Linked DNA regions of Homo sapiens: region 2 is linked to region 1. The links are chromatin contacts, found by Hi-C in ENCODE. All regions are on one chromosome and are shown on one strand. The core of a region is the stretch at or near the end of the contact, and the rest is flanking DNA. Distances in the headings are between cores, read along the strand shown. Region 1 overlaps TMEM72-AS1 (TMEM72 antisense RNA 1). Region 2 has its middle 160 kb from the start of LINC02659.

Region 1 (6,828 bases), core at 2,003-4,502:
AAATATAAAACAATTGGTTTTTGTATATTGATCCTCTATCCTGCAACCTTATTAAACTCACTTGTTAATTCTAATATCTTTTTGTGTAGGCCACGTTGAATTTTCAATATAGAAAATCCTGTTATCTATGAATAAAGACAGTTTTACTTCTCCCTTCTAATCTCAATGCCTTTTATTTCTTTCTCTTGCTGTATTGTATTTGCTAGAAAATGTTGAAAAATGTTGAAAAGAAGTTGTAAGAGTACATAGTTTTGTCTTGTTCTTCATCTTAGGGGAAAAGCATTAAGTCTTTTAGTATTAATGGTAATGTGGACAGAAGGTTTTGTAGAGGCCGTGTACCAGGTTGAGGAAGCTCCTTCTACTCCTAGTTTGTTGAGAGAGTTTATGTCCAGAATGCATGTTAGATTTTTGAAAATGCTTTTACTATGTCTATTGTGACACTTCTGTGGTTTCTCTTTTTTAATTTCAAAATATGCTGAATCACATTAATTGATTTTCAAATTATAAATCAACCTTGCATTTCTGGCATGTAACTCATTTGGTTATGATCTTTCATACTGTTGGATTTGATTTCATTTGCCGAAATTTTGTTTAAAGTGTATTTTGGTATAAAGTGTATATATAGACCCAGGTGCGGTGGCTCACACCTGTAGTCCTAGCACTTTGGGAGGCCAAGGTGGGCAGATCACTTGAGGTCAGGAGTTTGAGACCAGCCTGGCAACGTGGTGAAATCCTGTCTCTACTAAAAATACAAAAATTAGCTGGGTGTGGTGGCGTGCCTGTAATCCCAGCTACTCAGGAGGCTGAGGCAAGTGAATCGCTTGAACCTGGGAGGCAGAGGTTGCAGTGAGCCGAGATCATGCCACTGCATTCCAGCCTGGGGGACAAGAGCAAAACTCCGTCTCAAATAAAACAAAATAAAATAATATATATATATGTGTGTATATACACACACACACAAAATTTGCATTCATATTCATAGAGATAATAGTCTATAGTTTTCGTTCTTTGTAATGTCTTTGGTCATGGTACCAGAGTAAAACAATTTGAGAAGTGTTCTGTCTTTTACAATTTTCCAGGAGTGTGTATGGAATTGATGTTCATTCTTCCTAAGTTGGATAATAAAGTTATCTGGGCCTGGAGGTTTCTGTGTGGGAAGGTTTTAAAGTACAAGTTTAATGTAAAAAATAGACATAAGACTAATTCAGATTATCTGTTTACTCTTAAGTGCCGATAGTGTCTTTCAAGGAATTTGTCTATTATATTTAATTTGTCATATATATTGGTCTTAAGTTTATCATAATATGCTCTTAATTTTCTTTTTAACATCTGTAGAATCTATAGTGATAGATATCACAATTCCCATTTCTGATTTTAGTAATTTGAGTCTTTTCTCTTTTTTGGGGGGATCAACCTGACCAGGAGTTTATCAATTTTATTGATCTTCTAAAAACAAACAAAAAACTCCAGCTTTTAATTTCATTGATTTGTCCCTTTTGTTTTTCTCCTTTCTATTCCACTGATTTATGATATGATCTTCCTTTCTCTCTCTCTTTCTCTTCCTTTCCTGCTGTAATCTTTCTTTCTCTCTCTTTCTTTTCCTTTCGTGCTCTGATCTTTCTTTCTCTCTTTCTCTCTCCTTTTCCCTTTCCCTTTCCTTTCTTCTTTCTTTCTCTCTCTTTCTTTTCCTTTCGTGCTCTGATCTTTCTTTCTCTCTTTCTCTCTCCTTTTCCCTTTCCCTTTCCTTTCTTCTTTCTTTCTTGAGACAGAGTCTCTGTCACCCAGGCTGGAGTGCAGTGGTGCGATCTCTGCTCACTGCAACTTCCACGTCTCGGGCTTTAGCTACTCTCCTGCCTCAGCCTCCCGAGTAGCTGGGATTATAGGTGCACGCCCCCACGCCCAGCTAAATTTCGTATTTTTAGTAGAGACGGGGTTTCACCATGTTGGCCAGGGTGGTCTCAAACTTCTGACCTCAAATAGTCTGCCCATCTCGGCCTCCCAAAGTGCTGGGATTACAGGCTTGAGCCACTGCACCTGGCCTATGCTCTGAATTTTCTTGTTTCCTTTCTTCTTACTTTGGGTTTAATTCGCTCTTAAGGCGGAAGCTGAGATTTGAGATCCCTCTTCCTTTCTAACCTAGTGTAGTGCTATCATTTTCCCTCTAAGTATTGCTTTAGCCAAATCCCACCCATTTTGACAGGTTGTGTCCTGGCACTTCGTCCACTGATTGCATTTTCTCTTCATTATGGGTAATTTTTTTCTCCCTCACTTCATGCATGGTCATTTCTTACTGGGTGGTAGACATTGCCACTTTTTTCTTGTTGTGTGCTGGATGTCTTTGTTTTCCTGTGTGTATTTTCAGGCTTTGTTCTGGGGTACGGTTAAGTTACTTTGTAACAGTCTGATGCTTTCCGGTCCTGCCTTTGACGTTTCTCAGATGGGGATAGAGCTGCGTTTAGTAATAACTGCTCCCACCCCTGAAGCAGGGCTGTCCCGTGCCTCCTGAGTGGTGAGCCTGCAGTCTGGCTGATGGGGGAGGCGCTGTTCCCGCCCTGTGCAAACACAGGCGGATCTTCCCTCCAGCCCCACGGGGATCTTTCTGGGCCTCTGGCAGCTTCCTCGCCTGCACGTGCTGAGCCGCCCTGCTGCACCCTGGCCGCAGCCTTTGTGGATCACTGGAGTTGTGTCTGTGCAGCCCCCTCTTCCTCCAGGGACGCCGTGCCTGCCCTGAGGACTCGGCTTAGTCCCTCAACTCGTGAGGGTGAGCTCATGGGGTCAAGCCCTGTCCGGGTTCCCGCACCTCCTGTGCTGTGGCCCGGAAACTGTCTGGGTAGTAGGATCACTGTCCTCTGCATCTGGTGTGCTGGGTTTTGAAAACGGTTGTTTCTATAGTTTTGTTGGTTTCCTCCTGCTTCTTTCAGGTGGGAGGATAACTCTGGTCCCGGTTATCCATTTTGGCCATTCAACCTCATGGCAATCTAACAGGTAGCGGCTGTTCTTCCCCCCACGTGACACAGGAGAAATCTTCCGCAGGCTGTTTTCAGTGACTTCCCAGGGCAGCCCTCTGGGAGGCGGCGGTGTCGGATGGAGTCGGCTTCGCTCAGAGCGCTCCGGTTCTGGGCTCCCGCGCGGCGTCCGCCAGGGGGCAGCAGAGGCCCGGGATAGTTTGCACAACGCCCGGCTTTGCACTCGTGGCTTCGTTCTCGGGATCCGTGTTTTCGCTCCCATCCTTTCACTGCTTTTGTCTCCACTCCTGGTGACTGCTTAGCTCTAGGCTTGGTTGCCGCACAACTTTGCGTCTTGGACGCAGGGCCGAGACGCGTCTGGATGCTTTGTGACGAGTCAGCCAAGAGCAGCAGTCACGGGGCTCCTGAGATCCGGTATGTTTGCTCCGGACTCGCCTCCTCCGTCTTGGCTCCGCCCGCCCCTTAGTTTGGCTTTGTTCTCAAGCTGGTGTCCCTCGTGGTTCCAACCTCACACATCACACCCTCCGGAACGAGAGAGAGACTCTTTCCAAAGTCATCAAGGAGGAATACTGGCTTCGCTGGGTGGACCCACCTTGGGACACACGCCGTATCCTCCCCCCAAACCCAAGAGCGGCTGATTGCTGCAGCAAGGCTTGGTTTGGGCTGGGATCCCTGATCATTCTTGAATCAATGTTGTTTGCGCTAAGGAGATGAGATTCTGCTAATTAGCCCAAACTAGTGTGACTTACCCCTGCAGCTGGGGTGGGGGCCAAACCCCTCAAATCACACCCACTCCACATTAGGGAAGGAGTGGAATGCTAGTGAGCCTTCCCACAGTGTTCAGGACGTTGTCAAAGACAGAAGCGCCCAGAGGCCAGCGAGTGTCAGGGCAGAACGCTCAGGCCATGCGCGCTGACGAGCACTCGGTGTGCGACCAGGTGGCCAAACGCTCACTGCACAGGCTCCGCCCTTTGAAGAGAGGCAGCCCGTGGGTGCGCAGGCTTGGCAAGCTCTGCTTTGCGAAGGAAGGATGGCGGGAGCTGGATCCGACACATTTGTAGACAGCCTAGCTCATCTGCTCTCTTAAAATGAATCAATCATCCACCAGGCGTTGTGTGAGGACTGCATATGTGCCAGCAGGACTTCAAAAAATGTCCTGTTTACTAGGGAGAGAAACAAGAAAACCAATAAATGCAGTATAGCATCAGACATTCTGAGAGAAAGAAATGTATATGGAACTGAGGTTGCTGAAAGGGAGACCACACTTTCCCTAGCCCGGGGAGGCTAAGAAATGCAGTCAAGAGGAGGATGTTCCCAGAACGTGAGGCACAGGGAGGAGAATGAAGTGGGTGTGGGAAAGGGGCGTTCCCGCGTCCTAGGGAAATAGGTGCAAAGACACAGGCAAGTTAGAAAGCCTGTCACTTTGGGGGCAGCCTTTCTTTCCTTTTTAAGCAACTCAGGATTTTTACGTTGGTTGAAGTTACTTGATGATTTCAAATCAGTGCTGACGTTATGCTTAAAAGAAATAAAAGGTCAAAGAAAGAGTATGGTAGGAGTAATTCAGGTGGTTACTTTGAACAGTTTCTATAGACAAGAACTCCGCAGCCACTTTGACGCACACCGCAAGCCCCAGCTACGCTCAGGTGCAGGCAGCGCAGAGTCCTCCGCCAGGGGAGCCACCTGGTGGGGGCCAACCGCAAACCGTGTGTGGTGTGGAAAAGCTCCAATTCCTTTGCTCTCCAGCCTAACTCATACTCACTGGATAGGGTATAAAAAGGTCTGTAAAAGACCTTCACAAACTAAAATCTGGTTATAGCTGCAATCTGGCTTGGCAATTCATGGATCGCTGGCTCCCCGTCCCTCTGCACTCACAATGACTGCAGGGTGGGACAGTTTCTCTGCTTTTTGAAAAAGGAAATCTGCTTTCCTAGATCTTGATGGAATATACAAAAATGGTTTAGTGCCATAAGCTCCTTCTCTAAGCAGGCAGCTCAGGGAGCTGATGCCAATTGGTTACTCTTGTAGAAATTTCGTGAACTACAGTAAACCATTCGCTAAGCCTTTCTGACATCTGGAGCAGCCTCCTTCCTGCCACTGCCTTTTCTCTTGGCAGGAACACAGACCCTAGAGGGACAAAGGGTGGCAGAAGTCACCAGAAGCTGTAACATACTGCAGCTGCACGGAGACCTGTGCCTGTTCATACTCCTCAACTCTCGGCTCCTGGTGGGCTTGTCTTTGTACCCCATGGAGCCCACCCAGCTTTCAGCCAGTGCCAATGTGCATTTTAAATCAAACTTTAATGGATTTAAGATGCATATATTCTCTTTCTCTATACTCATGGCATCAGGATCTCAAAGACTACTCAATAATTTTTCATTTACTCATTCATTTATGCAAAAAGTATTTTTAGACCCTGTGCTGGGTACAATAGTGTACAAAGCCAGATAGAATTGCTGTGTTCATAGGGCTTGGCATCAAGCAGGAAGATCAATACACAGGGTGCAAGGGACATGAAGCCCGGTCACAAAAGCCTTCCTGGAGAAATGGGCGCCCAGCTTGAAGGCAGGAAGGCAGGGCCTTGGCCAGAGGCAGGGGGAGTCTGGAGTGAGTAGAGATCTGCAGGGGTTGTGTGTGGAGGAGCCAGGCCAGCCTTGAGAGCCTGTGGTGCTCTTGAGCCTGTCAGCTGTAGCTGGGGCTGGGAGGCTTTGGTCAGGGTTCGTGGGAAAGCAGAAGTGCTCCAGCTATTTCAAGTAGAGAGAGATTTAATATGGAGAGCCAGGGCCTTCTCAACCATGGGAGGGAGTTGGGGAGCAGAGATCAGGAAGACTGCCTCACGACATCGAGAACAGAAATGGAAAGGAAGTCATCACCGGCAACCCCAGCAGCCTGCAGTGCCCAAGCAGGTTGCTCTCAGGGGAACACCTGGAACTCCGAGAGCTGTGTGCTCCTGGAGGCCAGCCACCTGCAGTGCCCGTGGGGGCTTCTTAGAGGAAGCCCTGGGAGGCCAGAGAGAGAGTGCTGCTGATGGCTGTGGCTGCAGGACGGAGAAAGACACTCCCTCTGACACCCTAGAATGTGAGCTACGCACGGGCTGAATCTAATCTGGCCTCCGGCAGGGACAGTGATTCTGTGGCTTCAGACATGTCCCTGAGAAGCAGAGGATGGTGTAGCAGGCACCAGAAAATGCTGATGATGACGATGATCCAGCAAAATAGTTGGTGGAGAAGGAGCTGGGCTCCTGTCTTGCCTCTGCCACTTACTGGCTGTGTGCCTGTTTCTAGGCCTCAGTTTCCTCCTCTGTAAAGTGGGGATGACAGTACTACCTGCTTCATGCAGATTATGAAACATTAGACAAGATAATGAGTAAAGTTTTTAGCATACTACTTTGCATGTAGGTTTTGGTGGTTTCTGGTTATTATTCATAGTGATTTTTTCAGTAATTATATATTGAAAAGAAAGCTGAAAACCATTAAAGGATGTTAAAAACACCATGGAAATGTGCTTATCTTTTTAAAAAGTTGCAGTAGCTTTGGGAAGTCACCAGGAATGGCAGCCACGTGGCTCCAAACTGACTGCTGTGTGGCAGGGACCGCCAGGGTGGGGCTGGGTCCAGCTCAGAGTCATCCTGCTGAGCTTTCAGCCCCCAGATCCTTATCAAGTCATTGTGAATCTCAGCGCATTCCAATGGGCCATGTTCATGATGCCTGTGGAGGGGTGGGGTGGTTCCCTCCACTTTGGCCCAAGGAGAGTTTGCCTTTCCCAGGACTCTGGCCAGTAGAGTTCAAGTGGTGTAATTTTCTTCATCTCTTAACTGTTTCCAGGAGTTTGCAGAGCCTTCTCCTTCCTGGCTTCCTTCTCTGCC
Region 2 (7,401 bases), core at 4,387-6,886, 800 kb after region 1:
TTTATAAATTACCCAGTTTCAGGCATTTCTTTATAGCAGTGCAAGAAGGGACTAATATGTGATCTAAGAAAAACCACACCAAATCTATACAATCTCTTCCAGAAAAAAAGAGAACATTTTCTAATATATTCCCTGAAGCCAATATTACCCTGATACCACAAAGAAAAAAAATTGCAAATAGAATTTAGCAATATGTGCAAAGAATATACACCATGACCAAGTATGGCTTGTTCCAGGAATGCAAGGCTGGTTAAATATTGAAAAATCGATCAGTGTAATCCACTATATTAATGGATGCTGAAAAAGCATTTGACAGAATTCAACACCCATTTATGACAAAAACTGTCACAAAATAGGGGTAGAGATAAACTTTTTCAACTTAATAAAGAATATCTACAAAACAGCTAACATTGTACTTAATGGTAAAAGACTGAATGTTTTCCCCCTAAGATTGTGAATGAGGCATGGATTCTACTTTCATGTGACACTGCTACTCAACAGAATACTTGAAAGGTTTAGCCAGCACATTAAGGCAAAGAAATGAAACGAAAGTCATACAGATTAAAAAAGAAATAAAACTGTTCCTATTTGTGGATGACATGATAGCCAGTGCAGATTAAAAAAAAAAGACTACCGAAATAAATTCTAGAATAAGTGAGTTCAACAAGATACAGGTTCACAGATACAAGATAAATATTTAAAAATCAATTGTATTTGTATACACTACCAATGAACATATGAAAACCAAAATTTTGAGTGCAATATCGTTGAAACATAAAAAAATACTGAAGTGTAAATCTAAGAAAATATATACAAGACTTTATGCTGAAAACTACCAAATGCTGATGAAATAAATAAAAGAAGACCTAAATAAATGGAGATGCATACTGTATTCGTGGATTAGAAGGCTCAATATGGTGAAGACAAACTCTCTGCTGAATTGATATACAGGTTTATCAAAATTTCATCAAGGTTTTTTTGTAGATATAGACAATTTAGATAGATATAAATAAGATTGTTCTCAAATTTATATAGAAATCTGTATGGAATAGCTAAAACAATTCTGAAAAAAATAAAATATGAGGAATTATCCAGATCATACAGCTAAAGTAATCACGACTATGGCATATTACTCAAGGGATATACACATAGATCAATGGAACAGAGTAAAGAACCCAAAAGTAGACCCACACAAATGTGTTCCCCTGTTTTTTGACAGAAGTGCAAAAGCAACTTCTTGGAGGAAGGATAGTCTTTTCAACAAGTGGTGCGAGAGCAATGAAATAGGCAAAAACAATAAACTTTGGCCTAAGCCTCACACCTTTTACAAAAATCATCTGAAGACACATCATATATTTAAATGTAAAACATAAGAACTTTTAGAAGATAACGTAAGAGAAAATCTTTGAGATTTGGGGCTTGGAGAAAGGTTCTTAGACATGACACCAAAAGCACAGTACATAAATGACCAATTGGAACTCATCCAAACCTGAAGTGATTTCTCTGCTAACGATCCTGTTAAAGGAGTAAAGGCAAGTTACAGACTAGAGAAAATTACGTACAAACTACACATCTAACAAAGTGCTCATATCTAGAATATAGTTCTCAAATTTTAACATTAAAAAACACTCAAATATTTCAATTAGAAAATGGGCCAAAGATGTAAAGAGACATTTTATCAAAGTGGATCTATGAATAATAAATGGGCACATGAAAAGATGTTCAACATCACTGGCCATTAAGAAAATGCAAGTTAAAGCCACCATGACATATAACTCCATACATATTAGACCAGAAAAAATAAAATAAACACATGCATATATGGCCCTATGAAGATCTTTGACAAGGTGCCAAGGCTACACAATAGGGAGATAAAGAGAGTGTCTTTAACAAATGGTGTTGGAAAAAACAGATATCCACATACCAAAGCATAAAATTGGACCATTTTGTTACAATATACGTAAAAATCATCTCCAAATGGATTAAATACTTAAACTTCAAAGTTGAAACTCCTAGAAGAAAACATAGAGGAAACGTTTCATGACATTGGTCCTGGAAATGATTTCTTGGATATGGCATATAAAGCTCAGGCAACAAGACCACGTATAGACAAGTAGGATTACATCAAATTAAAAAGCTTCTTCCTAGCAAAAGAAAAACCAAAGTGAACAGGCAACCTGTGGCATGGGAGAAAATATTTGCAATATATAAGACGGGCAGAGTCAAAATCCAAAATATATAAGGAATGCGTACAACTCAATAGTAGAACAACAAATAGCCTGATTTTAAAATAGACAAATGAATTAAATAGAAATGTCTCAAAAGAAAACATACAAATGGCTAACAGGTATATGAAAAGGTGCTCAACATTACTAATCATCAGGGAAATTAAAAATTGAAACCACAATGAGATATCACTGTTAGAATGGCTATTATCAAAAATATAAATGATAACAAGTGTTGGCAAAGATGTAGGGAAATTGGAACGCTTGTACACTACTGGTGGAAAAACAAAATGGCATGGCTGCTATGGAAAACAGCACAGAGGTTCCTCAAAAAATTACAAATAGAACTATTATATGATTCAACAATTCCACTTCTGAGTGTTCATCCAAAAGAATTGACATCAGGATCCAGAAGAAATATTTTTACTACTATGTTTATTACAGCATTATGAAGCCGAGATGTGAAAACAACCCCAAATGTCCATCAACAGATAAATGGATACAGAAAATGTGGTATACACAGATAATGGCTATTACTCAGCCCTAAAAAGAAAATCCTGCCACATTTGACAACATGGATGAAACTTGAGGACATTACGCTAAGCGAAATAAGCCAGTTGCAGAAGGACAAATGCTGCATGATTCCACTTCTATGAATTATCAGAAATATTCACATTCACAGAAGCAGAGAGTAGAATGGTGGTTGCCAGGCTAGGGGTAGGGGGAAATGGGAAGTGATTGTTTTGAGTGGGTACAGAGCTTCAGTTATACAAGATGAGTAAATTCTAGAGATCTGCTTATGACATTATGCCTTTAGTTCACAATATTATATAGTATACTTAAAATGTGTTAAGAGGGTAGAGCTCATGTTAAATATTCTTACTACAATACAATATAATAACACAAAATGCAAGTGAGAATGTGGAAAAATTGGATCACTCATACATTACTAATGGGAATGTGAATTCTTAGTCACTCTGGAAAATAGTTTGACGTTTTCTTTATAAACTAAATATCCACTTGGTGTTTGAGCCAGGACTGCACTCCTGGGCATTTGTCCCAGAAAAGTGAAAATGTTTGCATGCAAAAACCTGTACACAAACATTTGAGGCAGCTCGATTTATAAGAGAGAAAACTAATCCCAGATGCCCTCCAATGGATAAGTGTGGTTAAACAAACTGGTTCCACTGAAAATTATTCAGCAATAAAAAGAAATTGTTGATACATGCAACCTAGATGGATCATAAGGGCATTGTGAGTAGAAAAAAAAAAAGCCCATCTCAAAAGGTCACATACTATATAATTCCATTTATTTAACATTCTCATATTGACAAAATTATAGAAATAGAAATTAGATTGGTGGTTTCTAGGACTTAGGGATGGTGGGGAGGGGTGGGTGGCAGGAGGGAGATCTGGAGATCTTGGTAGTGAGGAAATAGTTCTGTATCTTGATGGGAGTAGTGGATACACAAACTACATATGTGATAAAATAAGCCATAACTACACACACACTTTGCACCAATATCCAAGTCCTGATTTTGATGCTATATTGTATCTCATAAGAAGTAATCATGGGGAAACCTACTGGAAGGGTACACAGGATCTCTCTGTACAATCTTTGCAAACTCCTATTAATCTACAATATTTTTTTAAAGTTTGTGGAAAAGCTTCTGATTTGATCTGATACATGCTGTGAAGAGTAAAAGGATTGGGCTATTTAATTATGAGCTCGAGGGGCACATTATTTGAAAATGTTTGAACACAACAAAAGTAAAAGGTAAAAATAAATAGAAGCTAGTTATATAAAAGAAAGAGACACTTCTCCTCCCGAGTTCTTTCCTGGAGCCACTGTGCAAGAACAGCCAGGCAGCATACAGCCCTCAGGACCATGATGTGCGTGCTGCCCAGGGTCAGGAGACCCCAGATCTGACCAAACCTCCCTGTGTCTGTGCAGCATCTAGGACAGCTGGCCTTGGCCCCCTCCTCTGTACACAGAGGTGATGGAGTGACAAGGCTCCACAGTGCTTTCATCCATCTCCTGGCTTCCTAGACTCACTACAGCAGCACCAAGGAGGCCCTGAGACATTGGCTATACAGAGAGGATGCCCTGTCCCCAGGACACCAGCCTTGCTGCAATAACTGCACATGGTCAGCATTGCATGGCTGGGCTGGAAAGCACAATGCGTGGTGTCTCAGAACTGGGCTTGCATAATGCATTCCCTCTGCCTGGCATCTCCATGCTGCACAGGAGTGAGAGCAACTCCCAATGCCTGCCAACGCAGGGCTTGGCATGTCTCCTCAGAGCCAGGGAGCCAGCAGACTCTGGGCAGAGCCAGGCCCTGCTTAGTGTGTCTGTGAAGACTTCTCCAGAGGCACGAGTAGCCCATCAGCAGTACATGCAGTTGATAGTGCAGATTCAGGCCAGATGGTGGGGGCTTCCAGGAAAGCGGGGATTGCGGAGGAGGACAGGGTGAAGAGTGAAATGCCCTTACCAAACAAACGAAGCAGTATCCTATGGAGTGAACATCCAGAACATCCCTCTTCTTCAAAATTTTTGTAAAATATACACAACATAGAATTTACTATTTTAACCATTTTTAAGTGAGCAATTCAGTGGCATTAAGAACACTCACATTTTTGGGTAACCATCACCACCATCCATCCCCAGAACTTTTCATCATGCCAAACTGAAACTGTACCCCTTAAATGGTAACTCTCCATCCCACTTCCCCCGGTCCTAACAACTACCATGCTGCTTTCTGTCTCTATGAATTTGGCTACTCTAAGTACTTAACATAAGTGGAATCATGCATTTGTCCTTTTGTGTCTGGCTTATTTCGCTTAGCATAATGTCTTCAAGCTTTTTCCATATTGTAGCATGTGCCAGAATTTTCTTTCTTGGCATTCCTTTTTGAGGCTGAATAATAGTCCATTGTATGCATGCACCACACTTGCTTTTCCATTCGTTCATTGATAGGCATTTGGGTTGCTTCCATCTCTTGGCTACTGTGAATAATGCTGCTACGGTCATGGGTGTACGAATATCTCTTCTCTTTCCTGTTTTCAATGTCCAGGACATTCTTATCATTTCCCTTATAAATAAAGGCCAAGTTCTGCCATGGCTGGACTGGGTTTCCCAACTTAAGCCTACTTCCAAGAGGCTACAGGGGCACTACAGAATACAAGGAATTGCTTCCTTAATCTTTCTGAGCCTCAGGATCTAACCTCTGAAAGGGAAATCATACTACAGGAGGTATAAATAGCAGGGAGAAGAGGAAGGCAACACACGAAAGCCCCTCAGCTTTCAAACCAGTGGAGGCTCATTCAATCCCCCACTGCATCCCCAACAGGGAGGAGTGCTTCTCGAGAGGCAGAGAGCATGTGCATGCAGGGGCCTCATGGGTCTGCCCGGTGGGAGTGGAGAGAACAGAGTGACTCACTTGGTGTGAAATCCAGAAGATTGTAGCAAGAGCATGGGACAAAATTCAAAGGGCAAGCACCAGCAGGCATAGTCCAGCCCGAGAACGGACGGCTGTAGGACACACCAAGATTTCACAGCAGGGTTCAAGGGTCAGACAATAGATTGTTAGAGATCCCAGAGCAAGACAGCAGAGGGGGTTCTGGAAGAGAGGAGAAGGGGCTCAGCTGCTGGGGCAGGGAACAGGCAGACCTTTCGTAGCCACCATGGTGGGGAGTGGGGTCTGGCAAGGACAACCCAGAGCCCCACTTCTGGAGAACCTCAAATATTAGAAGACGGACCGTATGGGTCCATTTGCCCCAAGCAATCCTAGGTTAGGCCTGCTGTTCTGGCAAAATCACTTTCAAAATTGCCACATCCTTGGTTTGGAAGATGAATTATAGGTCACAACAGGGTGGTTACCAATGCAGGAGCCAGCACAAGGAATTAGGCCAAAGGTACACAGAAAAGCCGCTGTCACCCAGGAAGGCAGGAACATGCTTGGACAAAGTGGAGAGTGGGGTCTGCCTGAATGGTGCCCCCTGCCTGGGACCCTGTGTCCTTCTTCCCTAAAGTTAGTCAGCCACAGAGCCTGGGGCACACTGACCTTCACCATGACTGTTATGGTGGGGTTGAGGGGGATGAAGGCAAGTATTGATAGCTGAGGGGATTGCATTCCTGCAGAGTGCTTTGTTTCTGTTCAATGAAAATTGCTGAAAATTTTTAATCTTGATACAAAAGTATAGAAGAGTGACTTGTTTGGTTTTTCTGTGGTTCTTGCTTGGCATCTAGCACTGAACTCAGTCTCAATGCTTTGGTTGAGACCTTCCCCTAAGAATCGCACAAAGCTGTGACCTTTTATAATTGTTTGCTTGTTTTTACAAGAATGGGATGGTCCAGATGAGAACATTCAGGTTTGTCCTTTTTTTCTGTGTTTTCTTTTACCATGTGGTCCCATCCTGTCGGCACTATGGCACAGCAGTCTTCCTCAGTGGGGCCTGGCCAGGATAGGCCCCACAGAGCCAGAAACTTTAGGCAATCCTGGGTTTGCCCACTGTTCAGGTGAAGGTTCAAATTTTGCATACTCTTTTCCTTCTCTTGTTGCAAAAATCCTTAACAAAGTATCAGCAAATCAAATTTAGCAATATATAGAAAGAATATACTCCATGACCAAGTGGAGTGTACTCCAGGAGTTCAAGGCTAGTTCAGTACTAAAAAATCTATCTGTGTAATCCACTGTATTAATGGAGAAAGAAATTACATGATCATATCAATGGATACAGAAAAAAACACCATTTATAATTTTTTTTAAACTCTCAGAAAATGAAGAGTAGGGGGAACTTCCGCAACTTGATAGAGTATCAACAAAAAGACCTACAGCTAACATCACACTTAATGGCAAAATGCGAAATACTTTTCTCCAAATGCTGGGAATGAAGCAAGATCTCAACATCATCTGCAACTTCTAGCCAGTGTAGTAAGGCAAGAAAGGGAATAAAAGGCATACATCTTTCCACCTCGAGAATCAGCCCCAGTGTATTTTCCTGGCACCGATGACTGCAGGGCCTAGCACCCAGGGCCTTGTTGAAGGCTTTACCTGGGGAATATCCAAACAAGGAGGCAAGGTAGCAAAGAGCCCATCAGTCCCTGCTTTGCCATGTACATACAGCAACTACCTGACTGTGTGCAAGTTACTCACCTCAGTGTGCCTCAGGAGTT

Evidence for each region. Hi-C counts contacts between places; a loop is a spot of excess contacts on that map. Pooled maps may share reads with other maps.
Region 2: a loop to region 1 is called in a map of IMR-90, with 5 times the contacts of the local background. The contact joins two enhancer-like sites. A Hi-C loop is called at or near these places in 1 of 168 maps with a recorded cell type or tissue (IMR-90) and 7 of 50 pooled maps.

The regions. Positions count from the first base shown.
Region 1 is chr10:44,861,323-44,868,150 of GRCh38, reverse strand. The region is part of intron 2 of TMEM72-AS1 (TMEM72 antisense RNA 1); the gene reads left to right. Among named protein-coding and RNA genes, the nearest start is that of TMEM72, 47 kb to the left of the region's middle. Within about 2 kb of position 3,252, at least 18 of the 41 ENCODE cell types and tissues checked have a DNase peak (open chromatin) inside an H3K27ac peak, as active enhancers do.
Region 2 is chr10:44,067,583-44,074,983 of GRCh38, reverse strand. No RefSeq gene overlaps it. Among named protein-coding and RNA genes, the nearest start is that of LINC02659, 160 kb to the right of the region's middle. Within about 2 kb of position 5,636, at least 5 of the 41 ENCODE cell types and tissues checked have a DNase peak (open chromatin) inside an H3K27ac peak, as active enhancers do.